Regions from separate parts of the Mus musculus genome. Here region 1 is linked to region 2. A link is a loop called in an ENCODE intact Hi-C map of the cell type or tissue named here. Cell type or tissue: heart. All regions are shown on one strand. Links, peaks and the distances in the headings refer to the core of each region. The heading gives the core; the rest is flanking DNA.

Evidence for each region. Peaks named below come from ENCODE experiments on the same cell type or tissue, not always from the same donor. Only the 100,000 strongest peaks of a DNase experiment are listed, where the experiment ranks them.
Region 1: a loop joins it to region 2, with 6 times the contacts of the local background. A loop is called at or near these places in 2 of 42 quality-filtered maps.

What each region holds. Positions count from the first base shown.
Region 1 is chr10:80,159,827-80,171,663 of GRCm38, forward strand. Cirbp (cold inducible RNA binding protein) reads left to right here and starts at 8,013. Exons shown (of 7, transcript NM_007705.3): 1 at 8,013-8,090; 2 at 9,982-10,090; 3 at 10,190-10,296; 4 at 10,376-10,514; 5 at 10,599-10,680; 6 at 10,868-10,938; 7 at 11,156-11,829. The coding sequence starts at 9,988. The coding sequence ends at 11,172. In heart, for the core only: a CTCF peak has its summit at 5,388 (motif pointing left); DNase peaks (open chromatin) are centred at 5,335, 7,935, 8,415, 8,715 and 8 weaker places; H3K4me3 peaks cover 6,804 bases; H3K27ac peaks cover 7,870 bases.
Region 2 is chr10:80,110,451-80,122,287 of GRCm38, forward strand. It overlaps Stk11 (serine/threonine kinase 11), which reads left to right and starts at 5,345. Exons shown (of 10, transcript NM_011492.5): 1 at 5,345-6,457. The coding sequence starts at 6,168. In heart, for the core only: CTCF peaks have their summits at 5,278 and 6,774; DNase peaks (open chromatin) are centred at 4,271, 5,141, 6,881, 7,436 and 3 weaker places; H3K4me3 peaks cover 5,243 bases; H3K27ac peaks cover 3,697 bases.

The DNA.
Region 1 (11,837 bases), core at 1,476-9,475, 49 kb after region 2:
GCTCCCCGGAAACCCGATGAGATGGAAACGCGGTTGTCAGGGCAACGCGCCAGGAGGGGCTCCCGACGTCATCGAGGGGAGGGCGTCCCGTCCGCCCCCGCCTGAGCTTCGGCCCAGGCTCCGCCCCCATGGGAAAGGGCTCATTGGTGAAACCTCCTTTCCGTCTTCTAGAAGTACCAATAGCTCGAGGTTGCCTTCTGGAGGCGGGACTTTAGCCTGGCAAAGCCGAATGCGCGAGCGCGGAGGCGCAGGGGCCCCGCCCCACTGCCCGCGTGTATGCAAACTTGGGGGCGGGATTCGCAACGCAGGCTTGACGGCTGCTACTGGGCGGGGACGGAAGAGGGGGCGTCACTGGGGGCGTCGCACGTGGACCCCCCAGCACAGGCGTGCCACGAGCACCCCCGCTTTGCACACTGGCATTTCCTGCCGCTTCTACTTCCAGTTGACTGACCTTCCCCCGTTCCCCTACAGTTCCCTGCCTCTTGGGAGGACTTGAGGATGGAAGGCAACCAGTAGGAGGGGGCTTTGCGGGACGAATAGGAGTTTGCCATGTGTTGTTGGAAGAGAGATAGGGTGTGTTGCGGCTGCATTCAGGTCAAGCTATGAAGGGGTTAACGAGATAGGAAAAAAGAAAAGCTGGTAAGGGCCTTGAAGGAGATCCCCCAAGTCTAGACTTGAGTAGATGGGGGTGGTGCTCCTGGCCATGACCCTGGTTATAATCACCCTTTGGGAGGTGGAGGCAGAAACAGTAGAACAGGTTTGCACTGCACGAAATTCCAATCATCCGGAATAAGCTGCGAGGGCTGATGGAAGGGATGGAGGATGGGGAGGGCAAAGATTTTAAAATGCATGCTCGCACTTTGGATGATCAGAGAACGACCCCCGGCCAGGGACACCAGGTCATCATCAGCTGTCTTTGCCCGTGGTCTCCATAAAGAAGTCAGGGAGAGGTGGGTGGCGCACAAGTGTCATCTCAATACTCAAGAGGCTGAGGTAGAAGGATGAGTGCAAGGTCAAAACCAGTCGGTGCTTATGCCCAGGCTGGCCTAGGGTGAGAAGACGAGAGTAGAGGCTGGCGACAAGGAATGGTGGTGTTTGCCAAAGCCGCAAGAGGATAACCTCGCAGATGGGCAGGTCTCTGTGACCAGGCAGCCGGGGGCGGGCAGAAAGAGGTCACTACGGGTCATGGCTTCCTGCCAGAGTCTGGAGTCCCCTGGGGGGAGGAGTGGCCACTTTCCAGTCGGGACCTGGGGACCTGGCAGTAAGTTCTGAGATGTCAGAGGTCTGGAGGTGGCTCCGCGTGGGCAGCTAGGAGGAGCAGAACCCGTGGAGGAGGCCAGAGATGGTACCCGCAGGGCACAGCCGCCCCCGTGGGGCCCCAAACAGCTCCACCCTCCTGCCGGGCCTTGGGAAGGAGGCTTTGCCGGCGACGGCTGGGCGTGGAGATCTTCCCAGGAGTCTGATTCCAGCCCCACCCACGGCCACCTAGTCCTCCCCGGTGTCACGCGGGGCAGGTGAGCCGCTCAGCCTGCCAGGTGGAGGAGGAAGGCTGTCACCTGCAAGACTCGCTGCTCCTCCAGGGCAAGGCTGGCTGGTTCCTTGGCTTGGTCCCTTCAAGGTTTTTTTTCTATTTCTGTCTCCATCCAAGCCCCTCTATTTTCGTCTTTTCACTGGCTGTCCCACCCCTCCCCTCCCCCACTTCCGCCCCCTTCTTCACCCTCCCCCCCTCACATTCCAACCTCCTCCCCCGCCCACAGACGTGGGGCCAGCTGCTGCTTTGGGTGTCCAGGGGACGGATAGGGAGGTAGGTCAGAGGTCCTCTGAGAACAGGCAGGGAGTGTGTGTGTGGGGGAACAGGAGATGGTGCCCCTAACCCTTCTGGAATGTGGGCGGAACAGGCCCTTATGGAAGAAGGAGCTCAGCCTTCACCCCAGCAGGCAGCCGCAGACAGCTGTCATGCCCCACAGTACTGAAGCAGAACACCACTAACCAAGAGGCCTCCAGACACTCAGTGCAGCTGCACAGGCCAGGAGCATTTACTGAGGACTTTGGGCCTGGTTCCCATTGCACAACACCCCATGTAACTCATCCATACCCCACACTTTGGTTCTTGAGCATCCAGGGTCATACATGTCCTAGTGAGTGTTCCTAGATGAAGATGAGGTTGGAGATTGCTAGTTCAAGGTCAGCCTGGGCAATTTAGTGAATGATATGCAACCCACACACACCCACACCCACAGCTGGGCAGGCTGGGTACATAACTTTGTGGTAAGGGCTAGTCTAGCATGCCTGACGTTCTGTGTTCCCCACAGGAAAAAAAGGAAGAAGAGTCAGCATATGTTTATGTTTGTTGTTTTAAATTGACTTCTTTCCTGTGTATGAGTGCTTTGTGTGAGAATAAGTATGTGCACCATGTTCATGGCTTCGGGCTGGCAAGCCACAAGAGGACTTGGGTTGAATCCCCTAGGACTGCACTTACAAATGGTTGTAAGTTATTGTGTGGGTGCTGGGAGTCCACTGGAACCCCCCCATCCCCAAAGAGCAGCCAGTGCTTTTGACTGCTGGTATATTGCTCTTGCCCCAAGAGTTGGGATATTTACACCCAGGTCTGAAGGCAGCCTCCTCCTTCAAACACAACCACAGGCCAGCCAAGGAGAAGTCGGGGTCTCCTTGCACTGCCTCTGGTCGGACTGGTGGGAAATGTGTTTGCTGGAGACAGATGTGCCCTAAGAAAGTGACTATTATCTTGTCATCCCAGCACTAGAGAGGCAGAGACAGGAGGATCAGAGTTCTAGGTCACTGTCCGCTACACATGGCCTTCTCGAGGCCCTGTCTCACAGGGACAAAAAGGAAGAAATTTGCAGAATCTTGGAAATCCGCACAAATTGGGGCAGTTAGGTGTCAGCTCAAGAGTTGGCAGCCAGAGAAGACATCGCAGAGGAGGAGGCAACCCAGCTGCCGCCCTTGACCTAGTCCCCATCAGACCCTGGAGGCTCCCCAGATCCCACTCACTTCTCAGATGAAGCAATGGGGTCAGGGAGGTGCCTGGGTGCCGCCTACCCAGACAGCTGGGCCTGTGGGCTACAGCTGACCCTCTGCACCTGGGTGGACAGGTGTTCCAGGGTGTCCGCTTGCATGGGGACCCTCCAGGCACCATGAGGTGGACAGATGCTTGGTGACCTGGGGATTTGTGCACACATGTGACTGTCCCTATGCAGCTAAGTGCAGAGGAAGTGCTGCAAACCACCAGCCCGAGGCAGAAGCGTCTTTGCTTACCTCTGTTTCCAGGGAGCCTGTTAGTGTGTTACCCCTACATGGAAGGCCACACTACTGTTAGATATGTGTTTGAGGGGGCATACTGTGAGTGGACAGGATGGAAGAGGGGTGGCTCTTCCTGCCCCAGGGGTGATGGGGTGGAGGTGGCCCTTGCTTAGCAGCATTTGAGAACCCTTTGGGGTAGATGCCTTCCAACCCCTCCCTTCCACTAGTTTTAGGAACCCAAATAGGTCAGTTCCCAGGCTGATGAACCTAGCTTCCAGGGCTTGCTGGGCATCACTGTAGGGTTGCTGGTGGTTTTTTGACATCTGATACAGTCCTTGTGCCTTTAGAATGAGTGCATGTTCCTGCTCCTACAGCCCTGACCTGGCTTCAGTGCACTGTTTTCCAGTCCCAGACATTTATTAAAGGCAGGCAAGTAGCCGGGTGTGGTGGCGCATGCCTTTAATCCCAGCACTCAGGAGGCAGAGGCAGGCGGATTTCTGAGTTCGAGGCCAGCCTGGTCGTCTACAGAGTGAGTTCCAGGACAGCCAGGGCTGCACAGAGAAATCCTGTCTTGAAAAACCCAAAAAAAAAAAAAAAAAAAAAAAAAAAAAAAAGGCAGTTAAGTTAAGCAGGTATAGGAAACCCGTGAGGACCTTCCACGGGATCTATCAGATACCAAAAGCATGTCGAGTCTGTGACTGTGAGCCCAACAAGTCTGCTGCAGAGGGCGTGGATGTGCATGTGTATGGCGTGGCATGTCATAGGATGTGTGTGCTGTCTGAGGCGTCCCTCTGCCGCTCAAGGCCCAGGTCTGGGCAAGAGCCTGCAGGGCCTGGCCCTCCCAGGCTTTCCTATTTCCATTCCTGGGGTGTGACTCAGGGCTGCAGGAGGGATGAGTCACAGGAACTTGAGCCTAGCCCGCCCTGGCTGCAGACCCCTTCCAGAAGCAGAATGCAGTCTCTTTGAGTGGCAGAGAAATCAGAGCCCACTCTGTAGCAGAAAGGCAAGCTTAACCCTTACAGGTGATTCTGGACTCACTAATAGGGAGAGCCCAGGTGCCTCTGACACAGCTCTCTGTTGTGCCCACCCAGGAACGTGAGTCACAGGCATAGATGGCTACATTACCTCCGTGGGTGCTGGCCCACCCAGTCACGTACACCTAACCCTGCATCTACATCCAGGTTGTGTTCGTGTATGTTGGCGTCACAGCACCCTGCCCACCCATCCTGTCCTTAGGGAAAACAGGTCAGTCATGCAAAGGTGACTGTGTCCTCTTCACACATATTTAACAAACCCATTTCCTCTGTCCACAGGATCCAGATGTTTTCTCTGAATCCTTACATTTCCATCTATGTCCCTCCGGGTCTTCTGCCCACGTGCACACATGTGCGCCACACCTGGCCACACATGCATAGGCTGCATCTTCCACCCTGGCTCTGGTCCCAGAGGATAACTAACTGGGATAGCTAACTGGGCGGGTTCCAGGCTTTGCCATCACGGTCCCACTTGTGCGCCCCCGCCGGGCAGAGGCCAGGTGCAGTGTCCCCGGCCCCCGCCCGGCCGAGAAGGGGGCGGTAATTACCGGGCCCCGGGGTGCCCCCCCCCCAACGCGCCTTTCATCCCGGGCCACGCCCGTCCCCAACCCAGACGCTTATTACCATCTCCCGCCCGGTCATTAGCCTGGGTCCGGGAGGACCCGGCGGGCGGACGGAGAACCGGGGATGGGGAGGTGGAGGCGTCACCCCTCGTCGTCTCTATAGCGACGCCCAGCAGCGGAGTGGGGTGCAGGGTAAGCCCGAGATCAGGACTGACTGGACTCGCCTTCTAGGGGTGCAGCTGACACCCTGCCCCCCTCTCGGATTTATACAAGACACATGGGATCCCTTTGGGAGTAGTACTAGTGTCCCGATGGGCGACACTGGGCCAACTGCTCTGCCCAGACGCGCAGGAGCAAACCTCGAGCGTGCAGTCCAGCTACCACCGAGCTGGGCACAGCGAAGGTAAACCAGCACTGACACTGACAGCTCTGGTTTCCGTCAGTGATAACTGTCCACGATGGCGACGTCTAGTGGCCATAGCCTGGCCAAGCAGCTGGTGGCCGCCTGGAAAGAGGTGGGACATGAGTCCTGAACACTCCAGCCGAGGCTGTAGCGCCCTCTCCTGTCCTTATCGGGCAGAGAGCACTATTTGGGATTTGCCCGTGGTTCAGGGATTCACAGCGTTGGTGGATATGAGGTGTGTGTAAGAGAGAGTTTCAGACTCCTTTAAAGCCCACCAAAAGAAACAAAGGGTCATGGTGGCAAGCTAAGCCACCTGTCCACGTGGTCACAGGTAAGTACACGGGACACGCTTTAGACACAAGTACACCAAAGGCGAAAGAAAATGCACCCTGAAGCCGTATCCATGGGTCAGACATTTTCACGCTTTTCTGGGGCTCGAAAATGGCTATGGGTAATGGTGGAGCCCGGCCCAAATGAGCCGGTTAGTAGTAAGCTTAGTAAGTGGGTGCTGGTTGAATGAATGAATGAATGAATCAAAGACTGAGTACGGCAATTCTCAAAACCAGGAACTGGAAGGTGCCAGAATGTGAGCCAGGCTAGGGGCCCAGCATGATCCTGGGAGCTGGGATTACAGGGATCCAATTTTCCCTCCTGTGGGCACATTGTAGGACTGTTGCTTCTGGCTCTGCTGGCTTGTGGTCCAGCGGTCCCTGCAAGGCACGATCCCCTCCCCTCCTGGATTGCGCACATTGAGGGAGGGAAGGCATCTTGGTCTCTCAGCTCTTTTTAATAACCTCCTTGCGTGAGTGGCTGACGCAGCAGGCTGCTCTGACGGGGATAGGAGGGCTGCGTGCAGAGAGCGAAGTGCAGAGGGGGTGGCCATGAGTCACCAGCTGCTGTCTAGGGGGAGGGGAGCATCGAATCCCTGAGGGGTCCTGGCATTCTTCTCCTGGTGACAGCTGGGTCACCTCGACCAACTTCATCTGAAGGTCAGTGAGTCTGAGGCTTAAAGCAGGGTTGGGATGTCTCAGTTCTCAAGTCACCAGACTGTACTCTCTCCAAGGGGCAGTGCTGAAGTGTGGATTTCCTATCACTGATATCTAGGGAGATGTCTGCACTGGCTTGTTCCTCAGGCCATATATTAAGCAGAAGCCATTGAAGTGAGAGGTGAACTGCCTTAGATGGGGGTTAGTTAGGATCCTTACATAAAACCGGGCGTGGTGGCGCACGCCTTTAATCCCAGCACTAGGGAGGCAGAGGCAGGTGGATTTCTGAGTTTGAGGCCAGCCTGGTCTACAAAGTGAGTTCCAGGACAGCCAGGGCTATACAGAGAAACCCTGTCTTGAAAAACCAAAAAAAAAAAAAAAAAAAAAAAAAGGATCCTTACATAGGCTACTCAGGACTCAGGACTCTCAAAACCACAGTGGAGGGAGAAGAAAATGTAGCCTGGAGACATGGGTCTGTTATCACAGCTACTTGGGATGTGAGCCTACGGATTTCAAGGATAGATTGAAAAATGTAGGTTGTCTCAAAGGATCAAATGGCCTAGTGGTAAAGGGCTCTTGCAGAGGACGTGGGTTCAATTCTCAGAATCCACATAAAGGTTCACAGCTGTCTGGACCTCTGCATCCAAAGGATCCAGCACTCTCTTCTGGTCTTTGTCAGCGCAAGATAGGCAAGTGCTGCATAGACATTCAGGCAAACACCCATATACATAAAATTAAAATACACTTTTTTGTTTTGTTCTCTGTGGTGTGTGTGTTTAAGAAGGCTAAGGATGTAGCTTGGTTTAGCCACTACTTAGAATTCTGCAGTGAGGGGTTAGGGGTGTGGCTCAAGGATAGAAATCCTTCCATGGCATGCTTGAGACTCTGGGGTCTCTTCTAGAAAATGCAGGTACACATTGAAAAGAGTGGTGTTTTGCCATCTGTGTGGTAATGTACACCTGGTTGGAGATGGGCAGAAATCAGGGTTCAAATGGTCGTTATACAGCAGGTTGAGATTTGTAGGAAAACTGAGTTGGGTGCAGGAAATCTAGAGAAAATCTTGACATTGTGATTAATACTGGGATGGAAATTTTAGGGCTGATCTTATGGAGTGTCCTTGGGGTCCAAAGAACTGTTAGGCAGCAGTTGTATTGGGAGGTACTTTTGGACTAGAGTAATTCGGTGGTTTTGGTTTCATGAGCAAGAACGGAGAAGAGGGGCAAGCAAGATGACTCAGTGGATAAAGCTGCTTGTGGCTAATCCTGAGTATGATCCTTAGGACCTACATGATGGAAGGAGAGACTCCATCTGTCTTCTGGCTTCACAAATGCGCCTCAGTTAAATAACTGTAATTAAATATTAAAAGAAAAAAAAGAACATAAAAGTGTTGAGTCGATGAGTCAAGGTTGGAGCCATATTTGGGAGTCTCATTGAGGTAGCAAAAGCTCTTTGTTCCCCGCCGCAGGACAAACGGGTCGGGAACGCGGAAGTGGGTCAGCTCCGCCTCCAAATCAGCTGTCCCCGCCTCCTAGTCGCTAGCGGGCGGGGGGTGGGGGGGAAAAATGCGGCCAGGAAAGATTCCAGCCAATCAAAACACTCAGCGCCTCCGCGCGGACTAGGGCAAAGCCAACGGAGTCCCGCCCCTCCACCGAGGCGCAGATGCCGAATCTAAGGCGTCGGATTGGTCAGCGCGGCGTGGTGGGCGGGTTAAGGGGCGTGGCTCCAGGAGTGGAGTATATCAGGCGGGACTCTTGCGCTCCCCCTCGCACTCGCGCCTTAGGAAGCTTGGGTGTGTGTGGCGCGCTGTCTTCCCGCTCGCGTCAGGGACCTGCCCGACTCAGCGGTGAGGGCTCTGGCGGCACCGGCTCTGAGGGGCCCGGGGCGGCGGGCGGCCTGTGACTCTCGGGCGAGGCGGAGCCGCAGCGGCACGCCCCTGGGACTTGGGGGCGGGCCCGGGTTGGAGTCCGCCCCGCCGGCGGCGAGGCGGGCAGCGGGACACTGGGGCCTCACGCTTGTCGGAGGGCGTCCTCCACCGCGCGTCATCCCCGGGCCGAGGCCGACCTTAACGGTGGGCTTTTTTTTTTTTTTTTTTTTTTGTAAAATGGCCGCCGCGATGCTTTGAAAAGCTTCGCCGGCGAAATGGCGGGACTGCCGAGTGCCCGGATGGAATGGCGCAGGGTGCGCGCTTGGCGCATGCGCTGCTCCGGGGGCGGGGCGCTCCTACCTCCAAAGTCCGGTTGTCCGCAGATGTGGAGCTGTGTCGCGTGCGACCCTTTTACTCCAGCTGGCTCTACCTCGGTTTTCTCTTCCCTTGTGGTTCCACGTGGGGAACAAAAAAGCACATGTAGGCTTGAATGTTGTCCTTTTGTGCCCCAAGTTTATTGCCCCCAAGGTAGACTGGTTTCGTGGTATAGTGGACTTATTTTCCAAGTTGTCGGTTGCCAATAATGACTTTGTCTAGATACCACGCCCCTTTCGCTAGCCACGCCTCTTGGGCCAACCTCCTTTCTCCCTTGAGTCCATCGTGCAAAAACATTTCTCTAGTCCTTGGCTGAGTAAGCGAGGCATCCCACAACTGGCACACCTCCAGACAGTACCCTAAAAGCGTATTTCAGTAGTGAAGTTTCTCTGGCCCAACAACTCTATGCTAGTGAGGGTAGGCAGTCACTATCATTTCTGTCCCCAACCACACACATTTGCAAAGTGACCATGCCATTTTGATCCTAACCTTGGGATTCTCTGGCCAGGTGTAATCAAGACCTAGAATCATTTAAGGTTAGCCTCAGCTGTATGACAAAGTATTCCATATGCCTTTGGGATGATAAAAGCAAAAAGAGTTCCCTCTTGTGTAGCCCAGAAGGGTATTGAACTTGCTGTGCAATTGTATTTGGTTTTGGATTCTGTTCCTTTGCCTCCAACTCCCACAGGCTAGGCGAGATGGGTATTTGTTTTGAAACAGTCTCTCAAACTGATCCACAGTGTCCTTTTTCTCATTGATCTTCCCATCTCGGTGACTTGAATGGCTGGATGAGAGGTGTGAAAGAAACCCCACTTGAAGCTGAGGTTTCCCAGTAAGACCATGGGGTCCTCTCCCCCCACCCCCATGCTTCCCCCCTAGCCCCCCCCCCCCAGTTTCTTTGTGTACTCCTGGTTATCCTGGACTCTCTTTGCAGACCAGGCTGGCCTCAAAACTCACAGAAATCTGCCTGCCTCTGTCTCCCAAGTGTTGGGATCAAAGGCATATACCACCATGTCCAGCTGTGGGTTACTTTTATTTATATACATACATACATACATACATACATACATACATACATACATACATATGTAGGTAAGGGATGGGAAGAGGCAGCTTTAACTCCTTAAAGCTTTCAGTGACTTATCCTTACAGGTGTTCCAAGGCCATCCTGGACTATAAAAGGAGACACTGTCTCAATTTTTTAAAGGCAAAGAATGTGGGGGGCTGAAGAGTTGGCTCAGGGGTTGAGAGCACTGCCTGCCTGCCAGAAGACCCAGGTTCAATTCCCAACACCCACATGGCACCTCATAACTAACTCCCAAGATCTGACAGCATCAGAGACATATATGGAGACAAAACACCAGTGCACATAAAATATGTTACTCTTTTTTTTTTTTTTTTTTTTTTTTTGAAAAGCATATTCTTAAATATGCTATTTGGCTTCAGTTTCTGGAAGGGGTGGTGGTTAAGGCAAACATCTATGGTGTGTGCATAGGCTGCCATGGCATCAGATGAAGGCAAGCTTTTCGTGGGAGGACTCAGCTTCGACACCAACGAGCAGGCGCTGGAGCAGGTCTTCTCCAAGTATGGGCAGATCTCCGAAGGTGAGTCTTGGGTCAGGATCATTGTTCTCGGCTTCTACTTGGGGGTGGGGGTGGGGGGCAGAGGGCTGACTGGGCACATCTAATGTCTCTCTCCTGCAGTGGTGGTGGTAAAGGACAGGGAGACCCAGCGATCCCGAGGCTTTGGGTTTGTCACCTTTGAAAATATCGATGACGCTAAGGACGCCATGATGGCTATGAATGGGAAGGTGAGGATCAGGTCAGCCAATTTACCTTGGATAGGTCTGGTGTGGAATCGGGTACAGTGACCCTAACTTTCTCCTGCAGTCTGTGGACGGGCGGCAGATCAGAGTTGACCAGGCTGGCAAGTCTTCTGACAACCGGTCCCGAGGATACCGGGGTGGCTCTGCTGGAGGCCGGGGCTTTTTCCGTGGGGGACGAAGCCGGGGCCGAGGGTTCTCCAGAGGTGAGTGCTGGGGTGCCTTGGCAGCTGGTGGTGGCACTGCAGCAGGAGTAGGGACTCCCTGACTCTGTTCTCGATCATCTACAGGAGGAGGAGACCGGGGCTATGGAGGTGGCCGCTTTGAGTCCCGGAGTGGGGGTTATGGAGGCTCCAGAGACTACTATGCCAGGTGAGCCAGATGGGAGCCTTGGGGAGGCTCAGCCTCGGTGGTGGCAGCTGGGCCTGGGAGGAGGGTGCACCAGGGGAAGGGCAGACTAGTGTAGGTGGTTTGGTTTTGTTCTCTACTGAGAACCAACTCTTGCCAACTATACCTGGTACGGGGCTGAGCCTGGGTGTCCATGTGTGTCCTTCCACAGCCGGAGTCAGGGTGGCAGCTATGGTTATCGGAGCTCGGGAGGGTCCTACAGAGACAGCTATGACAGTTATGGTAAGTCTAGCTCCAAGGATGCCATCTGAGTGGCTGCGGTTGGGCTCGGTGAACCCTTGTGTCCTCAGAGCATCTTAAGCCGCTCAGCCTTGGGCGCAGCTACCAGGCCTGCCGTACAGGTCAGGGCACCAGGTGCATGAAACCCTGTGCCACCTCCCACGCGCGCGGGCGGAGCACAAGCTCCAGTGACTTTACACTGTCCCGCTTCTGTCCTCAGCTACACACAACGAGTAAAAGCCCTCCGCGTCCAGATCGTCCTTCCATGGCTGTAATTAAGATGGGGGAGCTTCGCTGATCGTTGTGTAGTGAGCACCTTGTTCCCACTTTTGTAGTCCTTTCCGTTCTGACCCGTCAGCAGCCTGCTTCTGACCCAAGATGGCCTCGTGACTAGACCTGTTTTTAAGGAAGCGCTGTCTGTTTTTAAGTATTCTTAAAAACGTTTTGGAAAGCACTTCAGATTTTACTGTTTACCATGAGCCATGGGTTTTTGTTTTTTCTAAATTGTCGGGTTGTGTGGGTTTTGGTTACTCGTTTTTGTTTTTTCAGGTTTTTTGGTTGTGGCTTTTCTTTTTTTTTCTTTTTTTGTGTGGTCGCCCCTGAAGTCTGGCGCCCCACCCCTCCTGAGATGGAATGGACTCGATTTGAGCAAGCCATGGCCCTCCAGCTCCCCAGCCCGGCTGCGGAGTTGCAGCAGGTCCTGCCCATCGGGCACATGTCTCAAGCCCATGGGGAGCATAGCAGTCCGGGAGGCTGTGGAAATGTTTATTTATATTGTCCTTTTTTACCGAAGACATGCATACTCCATCGATGTTGTATTCACAGTGGCTGAGGAATTCTTGTACGCAGTTTCTTTGGCTTCACGAAGCCGATTAAAAGACCGTGTGAAATGAATCTCGCTC
Region 2 (11,837 bases), core at 2,150-10,149:
TAAGATTGCTGCAGCAGCTCATAGCCAGGGCAGGGTGGGGTCCTTAAGACAGAACCCTCAAAGGCCCAGAAGAGAAAGTCCTGCTCTTAGAGGTAAAATTAAACCAGGGCAAGGATGCCTATCAGGTGACTGAGACCCCAGCTTCTGCATCAGGTGGCTGGGGCAGAAGGCTGGCTGTGGACACGGGGAGCAGGACTTTCCTTATGTCAATTCCCAGCCCAGGCTTCTCCCAGCCTTCAGCTTGCCACACCGGAGGATGGGGACTTAGCCCTGAGGCTCCTATCCCAGACTCCCACTCTGCCACAGGCAGAGAGAAAGGTCCTCAGGCCTCTGTTCTCAGGGTACCCACTCTCACAAGGTAAGACAGCTTTGCCACATACTGAAAGCTGTCCAGCTCTTCATGCAGTGTGGGATGACCTTGATCTGATCCTGCTACCACACCTATCTTACCTATAAAATATCATATTAAAAACTATGTCCGGTGTCGTCCTGAAGCACTCGTTCTTTCCCCTTGGATTTTCTCTCTCTCTTTCTTCCTTTCTTCCTTTCTTTCTTTCTTTCTTTCTTTCTTTCTTTCTTTCTTTCTTTCTTTCTTTCTTTCTTTCTTTCTGTGTGTGGGTTTCAAGACAGGGTTTCTCTGTGTAGCCCTGGCTGTCCTGGAACTGACTCTGTAGACCAGGCTGACCTTGAACTCAGAAATCCTCCTGCCTCTGCCTTCCAAGTGCTGGGATTAAAGGCATGTGCCACCACCGCCCAGCGTATCCTGACCATTTTGACTTGTTGAAATCCTATTTATCTTCTTTCATATCTATGATGGTTTTGGCTAGCATGTGTGTGCACCACTGGCATGCAGTTATGAGGTAACCAAGAGGGTGTCGATCCCCTGGGACTAGAGGCATGGTTGTGAACCATCATGCTGGTGCCCTGAACTGGACCTGGATCCAGCAGCTGGTGTTGCACCCCCTGAGCCTCCTCTCCAGCCCCATAAACCCTTTGTTTTGATGGACTTGAACATCAAAGACAGTGCACATGATGTGTGGGCAACTGATGGTGGAGGTGAGGAGAGGGAGTCAGAGCCACACCCCACTTCAAGCTGGAGTTAAAGGCAGTTGTGAGTCACCCTAAATTCACAGAGACCCACCGGCTTCTGCCTCACCATTGATGGAATTAAAAGTGTGCACTATAGCCAGATGTGGTGGTACACACCTTTAATCCCAGCACTCAGTAGGGAGAGACAGGTGGATCTCTTGAGAGTTCAAGGCCAGCCTGGTCTACAGAGTGAGTTCTAGGACAGCCAGGGCTACTCAGAGAAACCCTGTCTTGAAAAAGCAAGGGGAAAAAAAGAGTGCTTCATGACAACACCGAACACAATTTTTTTAAAAAAGATTTATTTATTATTATATGTAAGTACACTGTAGCTGTCCTCAGATACACCAGAAGAGGGCATCAGATCTCATTACAGATGGTTATGAGCCACCATGTGGTTGCTGGGATTTGAACTCAGGACATTCAGAAGAGCAGTCGGTGTTCTTAACCACTGAGCCATCTCTCCAGCCCCGAACACATTTTTTTTTTTTCGAGAGACAGGGTTTCTCTGTATTGAGAAAGTGCTGGAATTAAAAGTATGTGCCACCACCACCCGCCTTTTTTTGTTTTTTTGTTTTTTGTTTTTTGTTTTTTCAAGACAGGGTTTCTCTGTGTAGCCCTGGCTGTTCTGGAACTCACTTTGTAGAACAGACTGGCCTCCAACTCAGAAATTCGCCTCCCTCTGCCTCCCGAGTGCTGGGATTAAAGGCATGTGCCACCATGCCCGGCTCAATTTTTTTTTTTTTCGAGACAGGGTTTCTCTGCATAGCTCTGGCTGTCCTGGAGCTCACTTTGTAGACCAGGCTGTCCTCGAAAATCAGAAATCCACCTGCCTCTGCCTCCCCAGTGCTGGGATTAAAGGCGTGCGCCACCACGCCTGGCTCAATTTTTAATATGATATTTTATTGAGACTTTCATACATGGTTTTTGTTTGTCTCTCTGTGTAGCCCTGGCTGTCCTAGAATTCACTCTGGAGATCAGACTGGCCTTGAATTTAAGAGCTTTGCCTCCTGAGTGCTGGGATTAAAGTCATGTGCCGCCACTGCCCAGTGAGTTTAGAGGTTTTCACTGGACAGTTTCTGGTGGGGTGTTTTGGCTCAAATTATCCAAACATTTATTAGAGTTTTTTCCTTTTTTTTCTTCTTGAGACACTCTTGCACTCTACAGCCCAGGCTGGCTTCAAACTCAAAGAGATCCACATGTCTCTGCCTCTGTCTCCCAAGTGCTGGCATTAAAGACATAAATGACTACTGCTGGCCTAGTTTTGATATTTTTAAAAAAGATTTATTTTATGTATATGAGTACACTGTAGCTGAACAAATGGTTGTGAGCCTTCATGCAGTTGTTGGGAATTGAATTTTAGGACCTCTGCTCGCTCTGGTTGGCCCTGCTTGATCCAGTCCACTCTGCTCCTTCAGGCTCAAAGATTTATTATTATACATAAGTACACTGTAGCTGTCTTCAGACACACTAGAAGTGGGCATCAGATCTCATTATGGGTGTTTGTGAGCCACCATGTGGTTGCTGGGTTTGAACTTAGGACCTTAAAAGAACAGTCAGTGCTCTTACCCACTGAGCCATCTCACCAACCCTAGTTTTGATATTTTTATTTTTATGTTTTCTGCTTCTTTGGAGGTTGTAATGGCTATTCCTGGTTGTCAGCTTGACTATATCTGGAATGAATTACAATCCAGAATTGGAAGGCTCACCTGTGATCCTGATCTGGAGGCTGGAAGATACAAGTTTCTGACCTGGATCTTGGCATGGAGATCTTGAGGCATAGTGACTATGAGTCCCAGGAGACTAAGACAGGGAGAGCTCCGAGTTCAAGGTCAGCCTGGGAAAAAACAAGTCCCAGATCCAGGCCGGGTGGTACACACCTTTAATCTGGGCCACACCTTCTGATAGAGACCTACAAGGACATTGGAAGAAGGAAGACTCCCTCTTCTTTGCCAGCACAGCTGTTGGAATCTACTGGCCTGTGGGACCGAGCAACTGTTAGATCTTTGGACTTCATTCACAGCTGACTGTAGTTGGAAAGTTGGACTGCAGACTGTAAGTCATCATCACAAATTCCCTTACTGTATAGACACTATCCATAAGTTGAGTGACTCTAGGGAACCCTGACTAATACAGAGATGGTAGCACTATGTAGCCCAAGCTGGCCTGGAACTCACTACGTAGTTGAGGGTGAACTCTTTCCTGCCACCGCCTGAGCCTCCTGTAAGTGTGACGTATGTGGCAGCAGGGATGGAAACAGCCTGGCTGCAGGCTTCATCTTTAGTCTGAAGTTTTCCCTCCTGGTGGCTTCTACCCCACCCCCCACCCCAGGCACCATTCCCATTGTGCTTCTATGGTCTGGAATCTGCGGCCTCTCAGGGATAATTCATGTTATTGAAGTGGTACTGAGTTCCCAAATTTACAAAGTAGCTGCTCTACTGGAAGTCACAGTTTTGGTTCTCAGCACTCTCACATGCCTGGTCACAACTATTTGCAACACCATTTCCAAGGTATCTGAGGCCTCAGTGGGGTCCTGAATGTGACAGACATACACACAGGTAAATATGATAAATCTCTAAATACTTCTAACTATATCTCTGACCCAGAGTTCTCACCAGAGTGATAACTCTTCCCGTCAGAGAATTCAGGGTAATGTCTTGGGGACATGAGAGGCTGTCACACTGGGGGAGCTCAGGTACAGATCGGGTAGAAACAGAATGTTGTCTATTGCCCCTGACTCTTTCTGGATCTGTCCTTGGAGTCTGTCAGGGGAAGGGTGGAGGTGGAGGAGGAGACTTCCTTATCACTGCCATAGTTTAAGGCAATGTCAGAGCAATGAAATGGAGGTGAAACTCCAGAGTCTCCCTGTGTGATGTGGGTGCTGGCCAGCAAACCTGTGTGCTCAGGAGAGCAGCCAGTGCTCTTCACCCCTGACCTGTCCCTCCATCCAGCCTGACTCTGTTTGTCTAGTCTGTGTTTTCCCTGGATTTCTGTCTTCACGTCTGTTTCTCTGATCTTTTTTCTTAATTTATGTGCTTGCATAAGTCAGTTCTCTCCTCCTTTTAAGTCCTGAAGGCTGAACACATGTAGAGCAAGCACTTTTCCCACCTTTCCTGGAGTCTAGGTCTCTCCCTCCCCCAGGACTCTCCTGGCAGTACACCCCGCCCCCTAGTGGCCTCGGAGGGAACCATAGACTCACGGATCTATGGACCTTGTAACCGGCCTGTGCGTAAACTTGTGTGTAGAGGGAGTCAGGCAGGGTGAGCACTCGTCCCTCAATCATACTCCAACCCTTATTTTTTATTCGTGCAGTTAAAAAAGGGCACAGATAAAAATAATTAGATTAACCACCCAAAAACACTGCAGCAGGTGAGTTGAGGCCAGCGGCGACGTCTTACCCAGCCACCTTTTTTGATAACTGTTATTTAAAATTCTGTGTTGTGTGTGTGCGCGCGCGCGCCTACCACGGAGTCCCTAGGTTCAGAGACAGCCTGAGGGAGGCATTTCACTCTAGCCACCTTGTGAACTTACGGGGATCGAACTCATGAAGTCAGATTTGACGTCAATCGCCCGCAACCTCTGAGCCATCTCACCAGCCCAGCTGCTCTTATTTTGCACAGGAAACGCTCCTCTCTATGCCATGGATCTCAGAGGCGCTACATTAAGGCTTCAGGTTCGGGAGTGTCGACTTTGGGCTACTTTTTGACCTTTGACCCCTCCCCCAAGGCCGTTAAGAGCAAGCCTGGGCTGGATCTCTTTAGGGATCCACGAGCCTCTCTCTCCACCCTCCCCCATGCCTCCAGTCGCGGCCGTTCCCCGGAGGACGTTGACGCGCGTGAACTCTAACCGGAGGCCCGAAACTCCGAGGTCACCACAGCCAGCCCAGAGGTTTCGCTGGCCCGTCGCGCTTGCTGACGGGCGTCTGCGACAGCCACTGGCAAATAAAGTCCCGCCCCCACACACCAGGGCCAACCACTGAGGGGCGGGGCTTGAAGCCACAGCCCACGGCCGCTCCCTTACAGTCGCTTGCTTACTCCCATTGACGGGCGTCTCAGACAACCAATGAGAATTTAGATCACGCCTTCTCAGATGGAACCCGAACTGTCCAATGTCAGCTCGGGCGCCCACCTAGATCCAAATAGCCCAATCCTCGTTGGCGATTGAGGCGGGTCCGAAAGGTGGGGCCTAAAGCTACAGCCAACTGCCGCGCACGTCGGCTCCGCGAGGGGGCGTGTCCACCGTTGCGACGTGCGACGACGGCGCGGCGCAGGGCGGTAAACAAGATGGCGGCGGCGTGTCGGTCTAGGAAAGGGGAGGCGGCTCACGGCGTCCGCGAGTGAGGCGCGAGTCGCCGAGGGCGGCGCCGGCGTGGAGTTGTCTCTCGCGGGCAGCATCTTTCTGCCTGGAGTTCGATTCCCCCCTCGCCGCTCCGGCCTCCTGCCTGTCGCGCGGCGGCTAGGCGGCGAGGGGGACGCGCCGCCTGGGGTGGTTTTTTTCCCCCCTCGGTCCCCGGAAGATTTCCTGTCCGGATTTCGTGTCCGCGACTTGCGGGTGTCCCGGTGTCCCGCGTCCGGGTGGAGTCTGCGCCCCGAGAAGTCGTAGAACTAAGGGGCCGCGCGCGGCTTCGGCGCGGGCCGGACATGGACGGCGCGGACCGGCCTCGACGCGGCCGCCTGGGCCCCTGAGCGCGGGGCCCAAGTGGCGAACATGACCTAGCGGCCCGCGCGCCGCGACGGCGGACCGTCGCCTCCGTCGGAAGCAGCGTCCCCGGGGACCCGAATTGGGGGGACGCGAGGGTTGGGGGGGCTCATTGCTTTTTTTTTTTTCATTCTTATTTTCATTTTTTTTCTCCCTGAGCACCTAGAAGAAAAGGGGAAAATCAAAAGTGAAGAATTGGCGCCCAGGAAGCGGACGTGGACCCGGTTGTGGGGACCGGGAGAGTTGTGGAGGTCGTTCCTGTTTTTCCCCGTTCCTTTTTTCCCCTTCTTGGAACATTTGGAAGAAGCGGGTGGGGGGGGGGGAATTCGAACTTGAAAAGAATTGGCGCTCCCGAAGGGGACGAGGACAAAGAGTGGGCCAGGATGGACGTGGCGGACCCCGAGCCGTTGGGCCTTTTCTCCGAGGGCGAGCTGATGTCGGTGGGCATGGACACCTTCATCCACCGCATCGACTCCACCGAGGTAATCTACCAGCCGCGCCGCAAACGCGCCAAGCTCATCGGCAAGTACCTGATGGGGGACCTGCTCGGGGAGGGCTCGTACGGCAAGGTGAAGGAGGTGCTGGACTCCGAGACCTTATGCCGCAGGGCGGTCAAGATCCTCAAGAAGAAAAAGCTGCGCAGGATCCCCAATGGAGAGGCCAACGTCAAGAAGTAGGTGCCAAGGGCCTGGGGCCGACGCGGGCGCTGCCTTGAGCTCCTTGGGCAGCCCTTCCTCCTACTTTCTGGCTCTTCTCTTTCCTCTAACCGTTTTCTCTTCTCATTTCCTTCCTCCTTTTTCATCTCTTTCCTTTTACTGCCTTATCTACCCCATCTATCCCTGAGCGTCACCTCGTGGGGTCTGTATGTTAGGGCAGCCTGCAGGACTGTCCTAGCAGGAGGTCGTGCAGCCAACTGCGCCTCCAGCCCCCCTCTTTGGGCCAGGTCCTGGCGCAAGTCGCGCCTGGCTTCTTTGGCGGGCGTTGCCAGGCGGGTGGCTAGTTTGTTTACGCAGCTAGAGGGAACCGGTGGGGCCAAAAATAATGGTGAAGGGGGTGGGGGGGGTAGCCGGCCAGTGCTTGCGCAGGTCCCTGCGGTGTCGTGCGCGTAGTTGGCGTCGTTGGCCCGTGGGGACTCTTTATCGCCTGCTAGGCTTGGCGGAACTTGGAAAACTTCACCTACCGGCTTCCAAGAAGGGGCCTTATCTTTGGGACCAGCACTGGCCACACTCTGCCTAACTGACCTTGCCTCTGGTCCTGTCCCAGGAAAGGCTGGCAGCTTCTTGTTTTTGCCAGCTGGGCACTGCTTTGAGTGGTACGTACAGGAAAGGAAGGTGGACAGATATCCAGGATCAGATGTGTGGACCCAGGGGTGGAGCAGGGCAGGCTGGTGGCCTAGGCTCCTCTCAGGACCTCCTTGGCCTTTTTTGTAGGAGTGGTCTTAGGTCAGTCTTGCACTGGGGAACCTGGGCACCCAGCATCAGGTGTTCCTTCAGAGGCCTGAGCTTGGAAATTCCTGGCTTGAAATCATTGTCTCAAGGTGGAGGTGCCAGAGGTTGCTCACCTCCAGGTGGTGTCTGCTGGTCTCCAAGGCAAGTGGCTTCCTTTGGCTTCAGGGTAATGGTTCTTGGAAGCCCACCATGTCTGGGAGGCTGCCCAGGCCTGCATCCTGGCTTGGGTCAGCTGCAGTCCTTGTAACACATGGCAAGCCTGTGTGCTCTCTCTGCCTGTGACAGAGGGCCCCAGAGCTCTGTCTGCGACTTCCTAGCCCTCACCTGCTGCTTTAGGCTTCCTGCCATCTCAACACCCAGGTTGGGGTGTGGCTTGCAGAGCCAGGCAGGTTCAGCTGAGAGAGATTGGTCCCTAGATCCTGAAGTAAACCCCCCCCCCCATGAATTAGTGATGCTGGACACAGTCAACACTGGAGGTCATCAGGACTGGGGAGCTCCTACACACTAGGGTGATATAAGGAGCCTGCACGGTTCCTCAAGACAGGAGTTGGTCTGGGCAAGTAGACACATGCCTCTCATTGCAGTGCTGGAGAGACTGAGGAAGGAGGATTGCTTCTGTTTCTAGACCAGCTAGGAGTGCATGGGAAAACCTGGTTTTATAAGGGAAACTGGTTGGTAGGGTGAAGGCCCCAGGACCCACAAGGTGAAAGCAGACTCAGTTCTCACAAGTTTGCTCTGACTTCCATGTGTATGCTGTGGCACATGTATATACACACACAAGATAAAAACCAGGAGGAGAAACTGAGGCAAAAGCTGCAGACTGACACACTGCCCTGCAGTAAGGTGCTTGACTGGCAGGATACAAAGCCAGGTATCTCCATGGGAGTGCTGGTGTTCCCCACTTCCTGAGTGGCTCCTGCAGGGCAAAGCCTAGGGCTGCTGCACCTGCTTGTGTGATCCCCACTCAGCCACAGCCTGGAAGGGGCAGCTTGGCGGGCAACAGCTGGTGCGGGCAGAAAGGCTCCTTTGTCTGCAGGGGCTTAATAGACTGCACTCCTGTTGTCTCTCTCACGGTGAAGTGTCTGGAACCTTCCAGGCAAGCCTCTGGGGTCCTGTCCTCCAGTCTGCACACAGAGCTTTCTCCTTCCAGTACCATACTGTGGATGCATGCCAGGGCGTCAGGTAGTGTAGTGCCTCCGTTCCTGGCAAGGCTGCAGAGACCTGTGCCCTTGGCTCCTGTCATCCCCACTGTGAGAAGTCGCAATAATTTTTTTTAATTTTTATTTTTTTTAACGTACATTGCTGTTTTGCCTGCATGTGCATCTGTGTCAGATCCCCTGGAACAGGACTTAGAGATAGTTATGAGCTGTTATGTTAAATTGAACCCAGGTCCTCTGGAAGACTAGCCAAGTACTTTTGGCTACTGATCCATCTCTGTAGCCTCAAGTAGCATGATCTTAGTACCAGCTGATAGGAGAGTTGAGGAAGTTGCTGGTGACCTGCTGCTAGCTCTATGGCTCTATGGCTTTGAAGCCCCCCACCCCTCAAGTGTACTGTGGTTGTCCTGCTCTGCCTTACCTGTGGGGCTTTGTGTGGTTAAAACCCCATGTAAACCCCCTGGGTGCATGGGCCTTGTTGCCACTTGCTTGTGCATAGATATACTTTGAGATGAGACAGGTTGATAAAGCCAACCCAGAATACGGTGGGGATGAGGCTCTTCCATTTCCATGTTGTCTGTATGGTGTAGTGGAAGGCATGGATCTCTCTCCAGCTGATGCCCTCACCACCAGGAGAATGCCTCTGTATGCTTGCTTTTTGTTGGTGTTTTGTTTTCTTGTATTGTGTTTCCCCCATCTAGCCCTGGGTGTCCTGGAACTCACTTTTAGACCAAGTTGGCCTCGAACTCAGAAATCCGCCTGCCTCTGCCTCCCGGGTGCTGGGATTAAAGGCGTGCACTACCACTGCCTGGTAACATTCTTTTTTTTTTAAGATTTACTTATTTACTTTATGTATATGTGTACACTGTAGCTGTACAGAAAGTTGTGAGCCATCATGTGGTTGCTGGGAATTGAATTTAGGACCTCTGCTTGCTCTGATTGTCCCTGCTTGCTCTGGCCCAAAGTTTTGTTTTGTTTTGTTGTTTTTTGTTTTTGTTTTGTTTTGTTGTTTTTTTCGAGACAGACTTTTTGTGTAGCCCTGGCTGTCCTGGAATTCACTTTGTAGACCAGGCTGTCCTCAAACTCAGAAATCTGCCTGCCTCTGCTGGGATTAAAGGCATGTACCACCACTGCCTGGCTCATTTGGTTGCTCTTTGCTAGTTGCAGGTCATGAGTGGTCAGCTGTGCCTGTGCTCTCTGAGTCCACTAGGTGGGGGCTCCTGCTTGTCCTTGCTCTTGACCCTCTTTCCTAGTTCCCCTTGCTTGCCCTGTAGGCAAGTGGTTAGGGCTGAAGGCCGTGCAGCCGAAAGCTGGGTCCTGGCAGTGTGGACCATGCCTAGTTGAGTTGCCTGTCCTTTGCAACTTGTCTGGCCACCATCTCTTTTGGGGATAGGGAGCACCTGCCTGGGCAGAGTGGCTTGTGCTGGATGGTCACTGGCCACTTAAAAGACAGGGCAGACAGTGTGTTCAGCTGTTGGGTGTCACCACCCTGTCCAGATCTGCACCTGTCTGCGTTGCTGGGGCCATGGGAAATGCTGGCAGCTCTCCAGGGACAACTGGAGGCCATACCATGGTGACTGGCAGGCTGTGTGATGTGGATGGTGAATAGTTAGGACATTAGCGAGGTGTAGGAAACACCCTGGACTTTGTTGGGTTTTCAGCCCTCAGATCACAAAACATCCAAAGCAGCCTTGATGAGCTGCTCTTGCTACCTCCCTGCCTGCCTGCCTGCCTGCCTGCCTGCTCCTGCTGTGAGGCCACCCTGTGTGCCCACACCCTGAGTGCCCACACCTATGCTATAGCCTCATGTGGCTTACTTTGTTGTGCCTGTGGCATCTAGAGATCATCCTCAGGTGTCACCTCTCAGTGCCCAGCACTTCCTTTCATACTGATAGGAACCTGGAACCTGTGACTAGATGAAGTGACAGGGCTCACCGGTATACACCACCACAGTCGGATATTTATGGGTATTGGGAGATCAAACTCAGATTCTCTGGCTTGCTTGTCAAGATTTACTGTCTCCCCAGTCCACTGTTAGCTGGTTTCTTTGGCAGGGAATTGATGCTTCCACAAGGGAACCATGTTGGTCCACAGACTCAGTACGGGGTAGCCAGCGCACTGGAATGACAGGATGGAGTATCTGCTGTGCGGGCAGAATTCAGGACTCTGCATCAGGCATGGGTCACACTTTTACTTTCCCAGTGCCAGACCCTGTCACTGAGCTCTGCTTCCTAAGAACTGAGTTGGGAGTGTCCCCTCTCTTAAGTTTAGAGTCTGCTTAGGATGTGGGATGTCTGTTTTATTTTATTTATATGAGTACACTAGCTATCTTCAGACACACCAGAAAAAAGAGGGCATCAGATCCCATTACAGATGGTTGTGAGCCACCATGTGGTTGCTGGGAATTAAACTCAGGACCTCTGGAAGAGCAGTCAGTGCTCTTAACCACTGAACCATCTCTCCAGCCCCTCACCTGCTTTTCTTAGTTACCTAAAAGAAATCCTGAACACAGGAGGATGGCAAAAAGCCCTGAAGCCAGGTGGTTGGGGTCCTTCCTGGGTCTGAACCTGCCCGGGCGCTTAGGCTCCCTGATGCCCTCAAGTACTTTCCTGTGGGTGAGAGTTGGATGCTGGAGGCTTCAGTAAGGTGGTTTTGTTTGTTTGTTTTTATGAAAACTTTATGAGTGTTTTGCCTGTATATTGTACTCCAAATGTACCTGGGTAACCAGAAGAGGGCATCAGATCTCCTGAAACTAGAGTTCTGGGTAGTTGTGAGCCATTGTATGAGTGCTGGGAATTGAACCAGGGTCATCATCAGCCCAGGTTAGCCTCAAACTCATAATCCCCCTGCTTTAGCCTCCTGGGTTTTGGGTTGCAGATACATAGCACCATGTCCAGTCATGAGGATGCTGTGCTACTGTCTCATCCACTTGTCTTCTTGCTGTCACCTAGCACCTGACTGAGGCCACTGAGGAAGGAAGCGATTGCAGGCAGAGTTCCTCCCTGTGGGGGAGGTACCTAATGACGAACATGTCACAGCATATCTGCAGGCAGGAGGCAGACTCCTCCTCAATCCTTTTTTTGGGGTAGGACTTTGTCCTTGCTCAGTCTAATCTGGAGACTCCCTCAGACTTGGCCAGTGTCTATAGAGTTGATCACTATTAACCACCACAACATCTGCTGTGTAACTTCTGGGGAGATGCTACGCACTGCCTGTTCACCCCAGGTAGGGAGCCCACGGCTGACCAGAGTATGGATACCACCGAGGTCTAGTGTGGTGAACCAGTGAGGTTTATTGGGGTTATTATTAGAGGAGCAGAGATGGCTGAATCCCCAAGGCCCTCCCCAGCATGGGCGACGGCTCTCAAATCTGGGAACCTAGACCACTGCAGAGCCTGTAGGCAGTGTGGCAGGCTGGAGAGTGTCCTTCAGGGTGGCTCTGTTCTAAT